2 separate regions of the Homo sapiens genome follow, and region 2 is linked to region 1. The links are chromatin loops, found by intact Hi-C in ENCODE. Cell type or tissue: heart right ventricle. All regions are shown on one strand. Links, peaks and the distances in the headings refer to the core of each region. The heading gives the core; the rest is flanking DNA.

Evidence for each region. A loop is a pair of places that touch in the nucleus more often than their neighbours do. Peaks named below come from ENCODE experiments on the same cell type or tissue, not always from the same donor. Only the 100,000 strongest peaks of a DNase experiment are listed, where the experiment ranks them.
Region 2: it touches region 1 in a loop (1.9-fold over the local background); 15 of 110 quality-filtered maps call a loop at or near these places.

The regions. Positions count from the first base shown.
Region 1 is chr20:43,762,335-43,769,581 of GRCh38, forward strand. The region is part of intron 1 of LOC101927200 (a long non-coding RNA gene); the gene reads left to right. Among named protein-coding and RNA genes, the nearest start is that of GTSF1L, 39 kb to the left of the region's middle. RefSeq lists enhancers at 3,876-4,376, 4,377-4,877. In heart right ventricle, for the core only: no CTCF peak of the experiment used is centred there; a DNase peak (open chromatin) is centred at 4,237; H3K27me3 peaks cover 1,333 bases.
Region 2 is chr20:43,923,282-43,930,528 of GRCh38, forward strand. The region is part of intron 1 of TOX2 (TOX high mobility group box family member 2); the gene reads left to right. Among named protein-coding and RNA genes, the nearest start is that of TOX2, 12 kb to the left of the region's middle. In heart right ventricle, for the core only: no CTCF peak of the experiment used is centred there; a DNase peak (open chromatin) is centred at 2,653; H3K27me3 peaks cover 37 bases.

The sequences.
Region 1 (7,247 bases), core at 3,139-5,638:
ATGGGACAAGAAACCAGTCCCTCTCAGATACCATTCGGCACTCGTTTCTGCCTCAGAACTGAGAGCAGCAAAGGGCTTCTGTGTTTGTCCTGCTCCTGGCTTCTTTTTTCTTTTTCTAGAGACAGGGTCACGCTCTGTCTCCCAGGCTGGATTGCAGTGGCACAATTGTAGCTGACTGTAATCTCAAACTCACTTCTGGGCTCAAGTAATCTTCCCACTCCGGTCACCTGCTAATTTTTATTTTTGTTTTTTGGTAGAGACAGGGTCTTGCTATGTTGCCCAGGCTGGTCTTAAACTCCTGTCTCTAGTGATCCTCCTGAGTTGGCCCCCCAAGATGTTGGATTACAGGCGTGAGCCACTGCACCTGGCCTTCTCCTTGCTGCCTTGTCCAATGGGATTTCGGGACTCATGTGACTTCAGCTACCTTGTTTGTACTGACCATCATCACTAACTACAGAAATACTACAAGGCCGAAGCTCTCAAGCCCCTAACCTGGTAGTTACAAAGGGAGAAGTTTCCTAAGCTCACCAGAGTGGCACTTGACCTAACTACACACTTCTGCCTGGACTCAGGAAGCAAACTACCATGGACCTCGTCACCCGTAATCACATGCACAGGCAGGCACTTGCTCATGGCCATTTTCTTTTGTTTTGTACACAAGTCTAATAACTCCACTATTTTTAGTAAAGTGAGAGTTGATGGCATGGCTGTTGGTAGGCACATGGACACCAGCAGGAGGGAGTAGCTGGAAGCCTGTCAGTGAGGTCAGGAACTGGAGAAATATCAAAGCAATTACACGAGGCCAGGATGGCATGCTGGGGCCGCTCAATGTCAGAGCACAGAGCGCTCTACTCTGGCCTAGCGCAGCCACTGACCGTTCTTAGCCATAGCCTTGAGTCACCCAGGAAAGAGCTTACCAACAACCAAGCAGGAGCTTTGGGATCATAAAGTTCTGGGTTCAATTCTCTGCTCCCTGTTTGCAGGGCTCTAGGCAAAGAGTCTCCCTCTTTTGCCCAGGCTGGAGTGCAATACCACAATCTCAGCTCACTGCCACCTCTGTCTCCCAGGTTCTAGTGATTCTCCTGCCTCAGCCTCCTGAATAGCTGGAACTACAGGCGTGAGCCACCATGGCCAGCTACTTTTTTTGTATTTTTAGTAGAGATGGGATTTCACCATATTGGCCAGGATGGTCTCAATTTCTTGACCTTGTGATCCGCCCGCCTCGGCCCCCCAAAGTGCTGGGATTATAGGCGAGAGCCACCACGCTTGGCTTTTTTATTTTTATTTTTTTAAAGACAGAGTCTCACTCTGTCACCCAGGCTGGAGTGCAGTGATGCGGTCTTGGCTCACTGCAATCCTGACCTCCTGGGTTCAAGTGATTATTGTACCTCATCCTCCCAAGTAGTTGGGACTACAGGCACGCACCATCACACCCAGCTACTTTTTGTATTTTTAGGAGAGGTGGGCTTTCACCATGTTGGCTAGGCTGGTCTTGAACTCCTGACCTCAAGTGATCTCCCTGCCTTGGCCTTCCAAAGTGCTGGGGTTACAGACAGTGCCTGGCTGGTCTAGGCAAATCACTTTTAATACTGCTTTCATATTAGAGTGTTGGGAGGATTAAATGAGTTTACAGAGCACATAGTAAATGCTCATGAAAAATTAGCCGCTATTGGCAGGGAAATGAATGATGGTCAACGACATGCAACAACATGGATGAGCCTCAAAATCATTCTAATGACAGGAAGAAGCAGGCACAAAAGGGCACTTACCGTCCAGTTTCATTCATAGAAATCGCAAAACAGGCACAAGTCATCTGTGATATTAGAGGTCAGGATATTGGTTATGGGGGTTTGCCATTTTTGTTGTAAAATAGAACAGATAGAAATAATGCAGCAGGGAGGTGAATTTTGAAATATTGTATATTTCAAAATAGCCAAAAGAGGATTTTAAGTGTTCATACCACAAAGAAATGGTTAATATATGAGGTGATGGATATGCCAGTTTAATACCCTTATTTGATTATTCTACAATGTATACATATATCAAAACATCACATTGTACCCCATAAATACATACAATTATTATTTGTCAATTAAAAATTAAATAACAGCCAGTGTGGTGGCTCATGCCTGTAATCCCAGCACTTTGGGAGGCTAAGGCAGGAAGATTGCTTGAGCTCAGGAGCTCAAGACGAGGCTGAGCAACACAGCAAGACTTGTCTCTACTAAAAATAAAAAAAAAATTGGCTAGGCACGGTGGCACGCACTTGTAGTCCCAGATACTTGGAGGCTGAGGTGGGAGGATTGCTTGAGCCCAGGAGGTTGAGGCTTCTCTGAGCCGTGATAGTGGCACTGCACCACAACCTAGGTGACAGAGCCAGACCCTGGTTCAAAAAAATTAAATAAAACATTGAAAAGATTACATAAGATAAACCTGCTGCAGTTTAGGGAATTACTGTGAGGCTACCCCTGAAGCTAGTCCTGATCACAGTCTTCTTCCTCCCTCTCAATATTTTGTTTCTTGATCTGAGTGTTAGTTACCCAGGGGTGTTTATGAAAAGTGGGGGAGCAGTACACTTACGTGCGCTTCTCTATATGCATATTATGCTTCAATAAAAAGCTTAAAATTAGGCCGGGTGTGGTGGCTCACACCTGTAATCCTAGCACTTTGGGAGGCTGAGGCAGGCGGATTGCCTGAGCTCAGGAGTTCACAACCAGCCTGGGCAACACAGTGAAATCCCGTCTCTACTAAAATACAAAAAATTAGCCGGGCGTGGTGGTGTGCGCCTGTAGTCCCAGCTACTCGGGAGGCTGAGGCAGGAGAATTGCTTGAACCTGGGAGGCAGAGGTTGCAGCAAGCCAAGGTCATGCCACTGCACTCCAGCCTGGGCGACAGAGCGAGACTCCGTCTCAAAACAAACAAACAAAAAGTTAGCACTTATTATTTTTCTTAATATTATTATCAAATTAACTTATTGGAGCTTTAAACTCTTCATCTGTCTAATGGGGTTGATTACCCCATTTTTTGCAGAATTGTTAGAAGTTACAGTATTCACAGCATATTCGTTGGTTCATTCAGCAGATATTTACTGAGTGCCTGCAGGCTCGGGCACTGTTCTAGGTGCTGGTGATAAAGACGTGATCCAAACAGACAAAAATCATGGGGTTTACATGCTGGCGAGGGAGAGAGACATGCTAGGCACTCACAGAGAACTATGAAATTTGGACAGCACCCTCTGGTTCAGAAAATAAGATCCTGGACCACATCTCTATCCCATATGGTGAAGTTTGTTTGGTTTGGTTTTGATTTGGCTCCTTAAATAATTAGCTTCACTATTACAAAATCTTGGTTAGCACAAAGTCAGATGAGTGAAAGTGTGTGGATGCTACATAAACAATGCCTGCCTTTTCTAGAATTTCTAGGTGCAATCAAATTGCGAATTAGAGCAAACCACCCGTCATAAGCCGCTGCGTTGAGGACCAAGGAATGAATAGCCCAGCAAAGAAATGCTTTCTCTCTCCTGTTTTGAGGAACTCGGGCCCTGTTTTGAGGCCCTGCACCCTGCAGGCAGGAAAGCGTTAAGAAAGAAATGTGCATTTCCACTGAACAAGAAAATCAACTTAGAAAAGAAATGTGTATTGGAAAATATCTATTTGCCTGCAAAATAATGTAAAAATAATGAGCTCCTATTCCCCTTTGATGTGCAGCGCACGCTTTTAAGGAAAGATTCTGCATTTCTGAGATACTGGGCCTGGCGTGTAATGAAGTGGTTGTTATGGCAACAACTTTCAAAAGCAAGTATTTTCTGAGATGTGCTCCACACAGCCAGCGTGAGAGAGGAAAACATGAAAACAGAGACAGGGAGATGAGCTAAACAGAAGGCATTAGATGCGGAGAGCATCCGCTCCAGGTCCAAGGGGGAAGAAAAGTGCCCGCTGCCCCCACTTTCCCAGCCTGGATTTGCAAAGCTGCAGGGGAAGACAGACCCCTGCCCTGGAAGGGGCCCCTTGAGGAATGGAGCTGGGACAAGGCAAGGTTGGGGCTGAGACAGTGTGAGACTGTGGAGAGTGATAGGCGGCTTGAGCCTGGGGGCTCCATCACCAGTCCCTCACCACGGCCCCCTCCTCCCAGCCCGACTCCAGCCTCAGCCTCTGCCCCTCCCAGCCTCCATGCTCTTCATTCATTCCAGGTACCAGTCTTCCCACTGGCAGTCCGGGCCTTCTGCCCATTCCACCCCATCATGTGCCTGGGGTTCCTGCCAGGCTGGGCATAGCACCAGGAGCCGGCATTCATCACCCTCTTTGCTCTGCACAGCAACCCCAAGTGCCTGGCAAATAGTAGCTGCCCGATCTCTATTTGTGGAGTCAATAGGTGGTCCTTCTCTGACAGCTACTGCTATTGTCCCCATTTTGTTGGTGAGGTAGTTGAGGCTTGGAGATGTTGAGTGATTTGCCCCAGCCCTGCAGGCAGCGGGCAGTGGAGCTGGGCTGCCCCCACCCCTGCATCGTGCTGCCTCTCAGTACCCCGATCCCAGCCTCCCTGTCTTTGTTCATACTGTGTCTCTGCCTGGTGCACCCTCTCTTGTCTCGTAAGACCTGACCCAAAGGCCATCCTGTGGCCATGATGTCATGAAAATGCTGCCTCTAAATGAGACTCCTGGATGTGTCAGTGTCTGGGGATGGGGTCCTCACTACCTGCTAGGGAGTCTGGGCTGGGCACACATGTCCTGGCGGCTGGGAACTGCCAGGAAGAGAGCCGCCTCCAGAGGGACCGTGTCTGTCCCATTCACCATGCTCCTCCCCATGCAATGCCGGGCACAGCGGTGACACTCAGGAACCCTTGGGTGAATGAGAGACTTTGGAACGCAGACAGTTTGGAAAGGTCCTGGTCGGTCAGGTTTTGGAGATCTTTGGGGCTGCCCCAGCCAAAGCTTTCTTGTGATTGGATAACCTCCTCAAACGCAGCCCAAGCTCATATTTGACAGTGATGGTGAGGAGGGGTGCATGTGAGTGTGTGTGGCATGTGAGTGTGTAAACGTGTGTGCATGGCCTTGTTGGAGGTGATTTGCCTGAAAAAGGAGTCTGGGCTACACTCGTGTGTGCCTCTGTCAGGGGTGAGGGAGATGCGTGTGTGCACAGATTTGAGGAGATCTGTCTAAAGGGGCATGCATCTCAATATGTGTGTTTCAGGAGCAGGTAGTGTGTGTGTCTGTGTGCGTGTGAATGGCCTTGATTGACAGGACTTGCTCTGTAAGGGGTCGTATGTTTGTATGCAGGTGTGCCTGCATGAGGGTGTGTCTTGTGTGTGTGCACCTGGTCTTGATGTATTTGTGTGTGTGCATGTGTGAGAGAGATGAGCATGTGAAGGAGTGTGCTTCAAAGAGAGGTTTGTATGAACGTGTGTGTATCAGGGGTGTACCTGGGAATGTGGGTATAGATGCCGGGGAAGAGCAGTGGATACATTCCTGGCTGCTGCATTTGTCAGGTAGAGGGAGCCTGTTGAAGTAAATGGGCTGTATTTTTGGTTCTCTGCTGCGAGAGAGCTTCTGGCAGCTGTGCTGGCAAACCTGTGAGTCACAGAGAGAGAACTATGCCATGATGCTGTCCTCTGGATCATAAAATGTAAGTTAGAGCCAGAAGCAGCCTTGGCAGTCACCTAGTTCTATCCCTTGTGTTACAATTGATGGAAAACAGAGAAGGGAAGCAAATTCTCCAGATCACACAGCGAACTCAGGATAGAGCTGGAACTTGGACTTGTGTCTGGGTCTGGGACTTCCCAATCCTCCACTTCCTGCTGCCAGGTCCCTGAGGAGGAGAGAGAGGGTTAACCACAGAGTAATTAATACCAGGCACCAGAGTATTATAAAATTTCATTTCCACTTTAATTAGGGGAACTTAAAAAAATAGAAGTCTTTGTTGTGTCAATTAGTTGATTGACTATCGTTGGTTTCTGGGTTAGGGAAACTTGATCTGCAGTGAATGAATTTGTTTATCAGGGAAAAGGAGCCAGGGGGTGGAAAGAGAAATTCAATTAAGTGTCAGGCTGCTAAGTGACAGGCTGCATTTGATAGAACTTTTAGCTTAATTGCTTGTATTTCATTAAGAGTTTTATTTATCAGGAGCATTCTTCATGTTAAAAATCTCAGGTGGTGTCTGCGTGGCTTTGGGCTATTTTTCTGCATTGATTAAGGACATTGAATTGTGGACCTGAAGAATTACCTGGGACCTCAGAGACATTCTTGTCCGGGCAAAAACCGTCCTTTATCCTAGCTCCCGGGGCTTGTGTCCCCCTCATGCCTCCCCTCCCATAGTTATATCCAAAGTTTAGTAAGTGTTGCATTTCTCTGGGGAGAATAATCTGTATTTCTTCTTTAGATTTGCAAAGGGATAGGAGTTGCATAGACAATAATACTCAGCCAGGCTGACCAACTTGTTTGGTTTTGCTCTTTGTTGTTGTTTTTCTTCCCCATAAAAACACATTTAATTGCATGCATAGTTGTAAAATTGTACATGAAGGCAGTGCTAGAAACTAAGTTACTATTACTTTGCATTAACAAAAATGACTGTAAAAATAACTATCCTTGAGAAGAAAATGAGCCTGACAAGATTTAATTTAATTAGAGATATGATTACTATCAGGGTTTTCCAAGAATGTCATATCAGCTCAAAAGTAGATGCATTTTATTATAAATCAAATGGGTCCTGGTGCCCCAGAGGTATATAAAAAATATACAGCGTGGCTTACTTGAGTTATTCTTTTCTGAAGGCCTCCAGACCCTTCTTGTGAGGAGAACTGTCCAATGCATAATCTATAATGGCTATAGAAAGGGAGGGAAGGAGGCAGGGAGGGAGGAAGGGAGGAGGGAGGGAGGGAGGGAGGGAGAGACAACCTGCTGAGCCTTGGGGCTCTATCACCAGTCCCTCACCATGGCCCCCTCTGGCCATCTGTGTGCACCTGTGGTCCCAGCTACTCAGGAGGCTGAGGTAGGAGGATCACTTGAGCCCAGGAGGTTGAAGGGGCTCACTTCAATCCCCTCTGGGCCTCTCTGAGCCTCGGTTCTCTCATTTATAAAGATGACCACTTGTTTTATAAGTGAGAGAACCAAGGCTCAGAGAGGGCCAGAGGTTTTCCGAAGGACACACAGCTAGCTATGGGCAGAACCAGGACTGGCACTTGTTCTTCCTGCTTCTTTTCCAAGAACCTGGCTCTGTGTGGGGCCTCTGAGTTGCTGGGCTTAAGTCCTTCAG
Region 2 (7,247 bases), core at 1,408-3,907, 160 kb after region 1:
TGCTGGATTCTGACCATCCTCAACGACTGTCTCTTGGTCTTCTGCTGATGGGAAAGTCTAATGACTTGCATTTGATTTCCCCCAGTAGCCCATGATAGATACTCTGCTTCTCAAACTTTAGCCCACCAGAATCACCTGGAGCACAGTTAAAACAGACTGCTGTGTTCCACTCCCAGAAGTTCTGACTCAGCAGGCCTGGGGAGGAGCTGAAAGTTAGCACTACTAGCAAGTCGATGGTGCTGATGGTGCCAGTCTGGGATCCACACTTAGAGAACCTCTGGTCTAGACTAGAACGTGGCAGGATTGTCCTGCCTTAACTGAGGACAGTAGAGATGTATTGCTGGCCTGGGGCATGGAGCCCCGGTGTGGACATGGTTAGGTGTCCTTCTCAAGCCCCTTGGTGGGTTGTGGGGAGAGTCTTCTTCACCATGGGGAAAGTCTCACATTGGGTTGCCTGGAAAAGGACTCTGAGATGGAGAGTTGCTCGTGGAAGGTTTATGTGGGGAAGTTCTCTGCGGTGAGGTGGGCGGAAGGGGTGCACCTGCAGGGGACACAGGAGGAAACGTGCTTGGGCCGGGGAGAAGCTGGCCTGGCCTGACCTGTGGTTCTGAAGAACGCCATCCCACAGGGAGCTGTGGCGCTAAGGTGGCTCTTTAGTGTTGCCCCAGATGGAGGTGAGGGGACTGCCCAAGCCTTTGATTTCTGCATCATCTGGTCATTTCAGCATAAGTGAGAGGCCTAAAAATGAACAGCAGGCAGTTCCCTTGGGTGAAGGAGTTCACTGCAGTAGAGGGCAGTCCCATTGAAGGGCGAGCTGCAAGCCCAGCCGCTGATATTCCTGAGGTTGGGGGATGAGCATATGGAAGAGGGCTGGAGAGTACCACTGTGACCATCTCAGGGAGATTTCCCAGGAAATCAAGGGCCAGCATGTGGATGACTTTTAGTGATGGTCACTCACTTGCTCAAGGTTCTTCTTTGTCTCATGAAGTGAGAGAGATGTGTCATCTGCTCTGCGTAGGAAAGGCAGGATAGTTACTTTTTGGGTCCAAGGGAAGACAAATGGTAATTAATGGAGTTTTTAGGGGCTCAAAGATGCTCTTAGATGCTCCAGGGTGGGATTCCAGAGTCCTTGCACTGAGCTGTCACATATCTTCCTGTGTGTTAGGGAGGACTCCAGATGGGTCTCCAAGGAGCTTCTGGGCCATGCTTAAGGAGGTCACCTCTGGGCAAGAGCCAGGGCTTTCTCTTTGGGCTGGAGTCCTGTCTAGTTCAACAAGAGGCCATCTGCCCTGCCCAGCCTCAATGCAGGTCAGTGTTTCTGGCTTTGCCTTTCACCATCACTGAGCTCCCAGGAAGCTCAGAGGCAAAGGAGGGGTCACCTGTAGCCATAACATAGGCTGCTGTGGTGTGGCTACTGTTCATTAACTCACTCCCAACTGCACCTCATTTTTCTACCATTTTCCTCTTTATCTTGAGTCCTGCCACTGTTTTATTTTTTAAAAATTGATTTTGCTCTTTGTAAGACACACAGAAGTATTTTAGAAGAGGAAAGACACAAGTGAAGTCCCTCTCACTCTCTGTCCCTCTCCCTTCTCCACACACAGCCCTGTGTCCCGGGGTGTCCACTGAAAAGGGAGTGGAGGGTGTACTTCCCATCAAACCCTTTCTTCAGTTCCTTACTTTTAATACATTCGTTGTTTTTATTTCTGGAATCATTTTTTTATTTTCCCAGAATTCTGAGTTTCTTGATTGATCTCATATCATCGTGGTCTATTCTTCTTTTATGGATATGTGACTATCTTGAATCTCTTTGAAGATGGTAATTCGATTTTTAAAAAAGTGGTCTTTTGTTTCCTGCATTTAACTCTGTTTTATTGGTGATTCTTCTGTTCACTTTTAGGCCTCTCTTTTATGCTGATATTTTCTACAAATGCCTGGTGATTCTCGGTTGACATTTAAATTTGTAAATGGGAGGGGGGCATCTAGATCTGTTCTGTGGTTGTGAGTTTCCTCAACATGGGTGAAAGCCGTGACTGCGTGGGTGGGCAGGGTGGATGTTGAGTAGAAACGCTCTGTGTGTGGTGTGTGAGTGCAGACTCTATTGCGGTGTGGGATGAGCCTACGAAGTCCTTGGGGGCCTCTTTGTCCCTCGGGTAGGCCAGCAGTTACCCCCAGGGCGCTGGTGCACTTTTTCCAGCCTTGTGCTCACCCGCAGGAGGGAGTCTCCCAGGCAGATTTCTCATTTCAATTAGAGAATTCTTCTGGTTGGCATTAGCCTGGGGGCAAAACCAACAAACAGCTTCTCCCAGGGCTTTGGACGGGCACAGGGGTCCCAGCGCAGGCTTCCTCTCTCTGGGAATGTTCTGGGGTTCAGTTAGGTGTTGGGTGCCGGTTCCTTAGTGCTCACAGGCTTCGCTGTCAGTCTGTTTCTTTGACTTCTTAGTTTCTAGCAGTCTCATAACGTTTCTGATCCCAGCCTTTTCCTATTTTCTTATGTGCCTTAAGTTTTCCTAAGAACTATGCTGGGCACATTTGTCCCCATTTTTTTAGGTGAGAAGACTGAGGTCCAGATGAATCAAGTAACAGAAGGGTGGCAGAGGGGGCTGTTAGGCAGAGCTGGAATTTGGCCCGAGCTTGCTCTGCAGCTGTCAGGGTGCCAGGGGGAGCTCACTTCCTCCTGCTGCAGGGGTGGAAGAGTGTATCACTGGCTCCTTGTCCTAGAGTGCTTTTTACATTACAGCTAATTAAAATGTGCTTATTTCGAAGCTGGGCCTGATTTGCAGGAATGATTTAGAAACTTGTCGGAAATGAATCGACTCAGTAGTAGTATAACCCAGGGTCAATGCCACGCATATATTTTATTGTTTCATCATGCTGTGTTTTGGCTTGAACTGAACTTTATGATGTGGAAGATGGACCCTGGGCCCTTTATGTCTCATTTATTCTGCAAATATTTCCTGTTTACATTATTTAGGAAGGTCTCCCACCCCCACTCCCATGCTTTCTCTGTTCTCTATGTCCACCTGAGATGGAAGTTCATTTTTATGCAAATCCAGATGTTGGATCCAAATGTGACTTTGAGTTTGATGGAAGTGCCTGGGTTCGTATCCTGACACTTATAAGCTGTATGACTTTGGACCTGTCACTTAGCCTCTCTGAGTCGTGGTTTCCTCACATAATCACAATTGCATCTCAGGTTGGTGGTTAGGTCTGTGGGAGAGCAAGTAAGTCTTCCCCTCCCTCATTTCTTCCTCCAGGCACTGTTTAGGTGAACCGAGCCCTCTGTAGAACAGCGAGCATAGACCCTATACTAGGTTTTAGTGCCTTTATACACTGTACAGTCTAAGGAGCTTTTCAGTTCAGGATCGGTGTAGCGCTTGTTCCCATTGGGGCTGTCTCTTTTCTCTCCTGTATCAGTTCCCTTCTTTCTCATTGCAATTCCCACAGGGAGTTTTTAAGGACCAATGAAACATTCAGACTCACAAGATGAACACAGGGGACACTTGGCACCAGTCTCCTCGAAAGATTTGGGACACAGCCTGACACAGCCTGCCAGCAAGGCACGTGAGCTGTTCTCTTCTGCACAAGTAATTCTTGCAACAGTCTCCGCAGTGGTCCACGAAGGTGGCCAGGAGCTATTCTCTTTGCTGCCCCCTCCCTCCCAGGATCTAGTTCAAGTGCAAAGGAATGAGATACACAATGGGTGGCTGTGGAAGCCACCCTGGCTTAGAAGCCTTATTGTCCCAGCTGCCATATCCATTGTAACAATTCCGTAGGCTTAGCTTCAAGGACCCAGGGACATGTCAGGTACAAATTTCTCTGCATCTAGGAAAACCCAAATTATGGCTTCTTTTTCAGATATTTATAACTTATTTATAGTTCCTCCCAGTTCAAATGCAACTTACCAATCAGGGGTCATTTTTACCATAAGCAGAGTTGCCTGGTAACATAGTTAACGTCCCACTTTCCTCAGGTTTCCAGGGGAGTTATGCTCCGCAATTAACAAAGGTGAAATTCTCTTGCAACAAGGAAAAGGGTTTGGTTAACCCTTTCCCCCATATTCATCATCCTACTTTTTTCCCCTGTGGGCTGGTATTTTTGGCATCTCTTTTGGAAGGACGAATGGAGTCCTCAGAAATATATTCCACACTGTGTACATTTTCTGATGATCTATATAACACACACACACACACACACACACACACACACACACACACACACACACACACATCATGAGATATGCTTTGGAGTCATACTGGCCTGGGATCAAATCTTGGCTCTTGGCTTTGCCACCTATGAAGAGTTAATTTCCTTCCTTCCTTCCTTCCTTCCTTCCTTCCTTCCTCCTTCCTTCCTTCCTCCCCTTCCCTTCCCTTCCCCTTCCTTCCTTCCTTTCTTCCTTCCTTCCCTTCCCCTTCCTTCCTTTCTTCCTTCCTTCCTTCTTTCCTTCCATCCTTCCTTCCTTCCCTCCTTCCTTCCCTCCCTCCCTCCCTCTTTCCCTCCCTCCCTCCCTCTATCCCTCCTTCATACAGCCATCCAAGGAGCATGCACTGCCTGCTGTATGCAAGGCTTTGTGGTAGGTGCCAGGCAGGAACAGGTAATTAAGACATGGTCCTTTTCCTTGAGAAGCATGATCTTATTAGAGAGACAGAAATAAACAATTTCAAATGTGTGTGGTAAGCATTATGTTGAAGTAGCACAGGGGAGTGTGGGACCACCAGGCTAGGCTGGGGACAGTCAGAAAAGGCTTCTCAGAGGAAGGGACACTTGCCTGTGCTTGAAGGTGAGTAGAACTTGGCCAAGTGAAGAAGGTAGGGAAAAGCATTCCAGGTAGAAGGAACAACATATGCAAAGGCATAGAAGGTGCTGAGAGTGTCAAGATGTGAGGCTGAAGAAGGGAGCCAGGGGCATTTGGAAAGCTGTTTATTATCTCTGACTTCAGTTTTCTCGTATACAAAATGTGATGAGCAATGCTTACTTGTTTATGAAATTAAATGAGGTAATGATGTATGTTTAAGCACCTGGTGTAGTTAGCTTCAATTCCCTTTCCAAATCTGTCTACAGATGCCTAAGAGCCAGGCTTTGATTTTAAATGAGAGAAGGAATAAAAAGCACTGAAGGGCCTGGCCGCCCACTTGCACAGTGCAGGTTTCCTGCAGCTGCTCTTGTGTTGGTCGCTTTATTGCTGCTTTGGACGGAGCACTAAATGTCTGCATGCCGACCTGGATTACGTCCTTCAGGATCAGCGAAGCACATCATTGTGTTTTCTTAATGGCTCAATGCTAACAGCAAGTCACGGCCTGTCGAGGTGTCCTGTGGGACAATTTTTCATCTGCCTATGGCCATGCTTCTGTCTGACGCTCTGTCAACACGCCCTGTCATTCGCTTCTTTGTCTTGCTTTGCCTTCCACATGCCAGCTGGGGAAACTTCGCTTTCCATGGAGTTTGGAGACATTTACTATCCAGTGACCAAAGGTCAGGATGAGCTGAGGAGCCATGGTGGCCACCATCAATGTCTTTATGATGCGTAAATTGGATCCTGTCTCTTCTCCATACAAAGCTACTCAGTGGGGCCGGGCGTGGTGGCTCACGCCTGTAATCCCAGCACTTTGGGAGGCAGAGGCGGGTGGATCATTCGAGGTCAGGAGTTCAAGACCAGCCTGGCCAACATGGTGAAACCCTGTCTCTACTAAAAATATGAAAAAAAAAAAAAAAAAACAACAACAAAAAAACTGGGCATGGTGGCTCGTGCCTGTAATCTCAACTACTTGGGAGGCTGAGGCAGAAGAATCACTTGAACCCTGGAGGCAGAGGTTGCAGTGAGCTGAGATCATTCCACTGCACTCCAATCTGGCGACAGAGTGAGACCCTGTCTCAAAAACAAACAAACAAACAAACAAACAAAAACAGGGAAAAAAACCCCCACAAAGCTGCTCAATGGCTTTCTGTTGTAGCTTGATGAACTCTTACAAACCTAAATCACATCTTCTTAGGTTTCTGCTTAAAGCCTTCCAGTGCTTTGCCCTGGTGAGTAGATAACATCCAACTCCTTTGGCCCATAAGTCCTCACGTGAGCTTGCCTCTGCCTGCATTTCCAGCCTCTGTTCCAGGAACCAGGCTTCATGCTGGGGACATGGTGATGAGCAAAGTCAGAGTCAGTCCCCCTCAGTGACTCCATTCCAGTCACCTGGCCTTCTTGCTATTTCTCAGATCCCCCCACCCTGTTCTTTTGCGCTTGAGGGGCTTTGCACATGCTGTTCCCTTTGCCTGGAATGTTCTTGCCCTCATTCTTTACATGGCTGGCTCCTGCCCAGCCTCTGACCTCAGCTTCATCCTCGTCTTCCCAGAGTCTGACCTGCTCATCTGTGCAGTTGTCTTTCTTTTTGTCTACCATAGCCTCTGAGTATTTTTATTTTTTAATTTTTTATTTGTTTCTTTATTTTTTTGAGATGGAGTCTCGCTCTGTTGCCCAGGTTGGAGTGCAGTGGTGCGATCTCAGCTCACTGCAACCTTCACCTCCCAGGTTCAAGTGATTCTCCTACCTCAGCCTCCCGAGTAGCTGGGATTACAGGAACACACCACCATGCCCGGCTACTTTTTGTATTTTTAGTAGAGACGGGGTTTCACCATGTTGGCCAGGATGGTCTCAATCTCCTGACATCATGATCCACCCGCCTCGGCCTCCCGAAGCGCTGGGATTACAGACGTGAGCCAATGCGCCCAGCTGCTTCTGAGTATTTTTCTTCGTGGCATCATATATCTGTGAAATTACTTGGTTGCTCCCCCTTCAGGATAATAAACTTTAAGAAGCAATAGGCTCATGCTTATTTTGTTTACCATTGCATCCCCATGGTGTCTGACCTATAGTAGGTGCTCAGTAAAAAGTTGTTGAAAGATTGAATGAATGAATGAGGCAGGTTATATTTTTCAGAGATGACCACCGTAACATAGCCCAGGCTGTGTTTCTAAGAATAATCCACTCACCCTCTCTGGGCCTCACTTACCCTGTTTATATGTTGTTGCCAGGAGGATTAAACACATATATGTGAGGGACACAGTGTTTGGGGCCTGCAAGTGTTAATCCATGTGAATTCTATAATTCTCCTTGTAGAAACATGCCAGGCCCATCTCTAGCTGAGTCCAAGGAGGAAAGTTGAGATATGACTCAAGAGGGATGATGTTTGAAATCCTTGTCCTCATGGCTTTTAATCAATGCTTGACCCTTTGGGGCAAGGCTGGCAGATGCA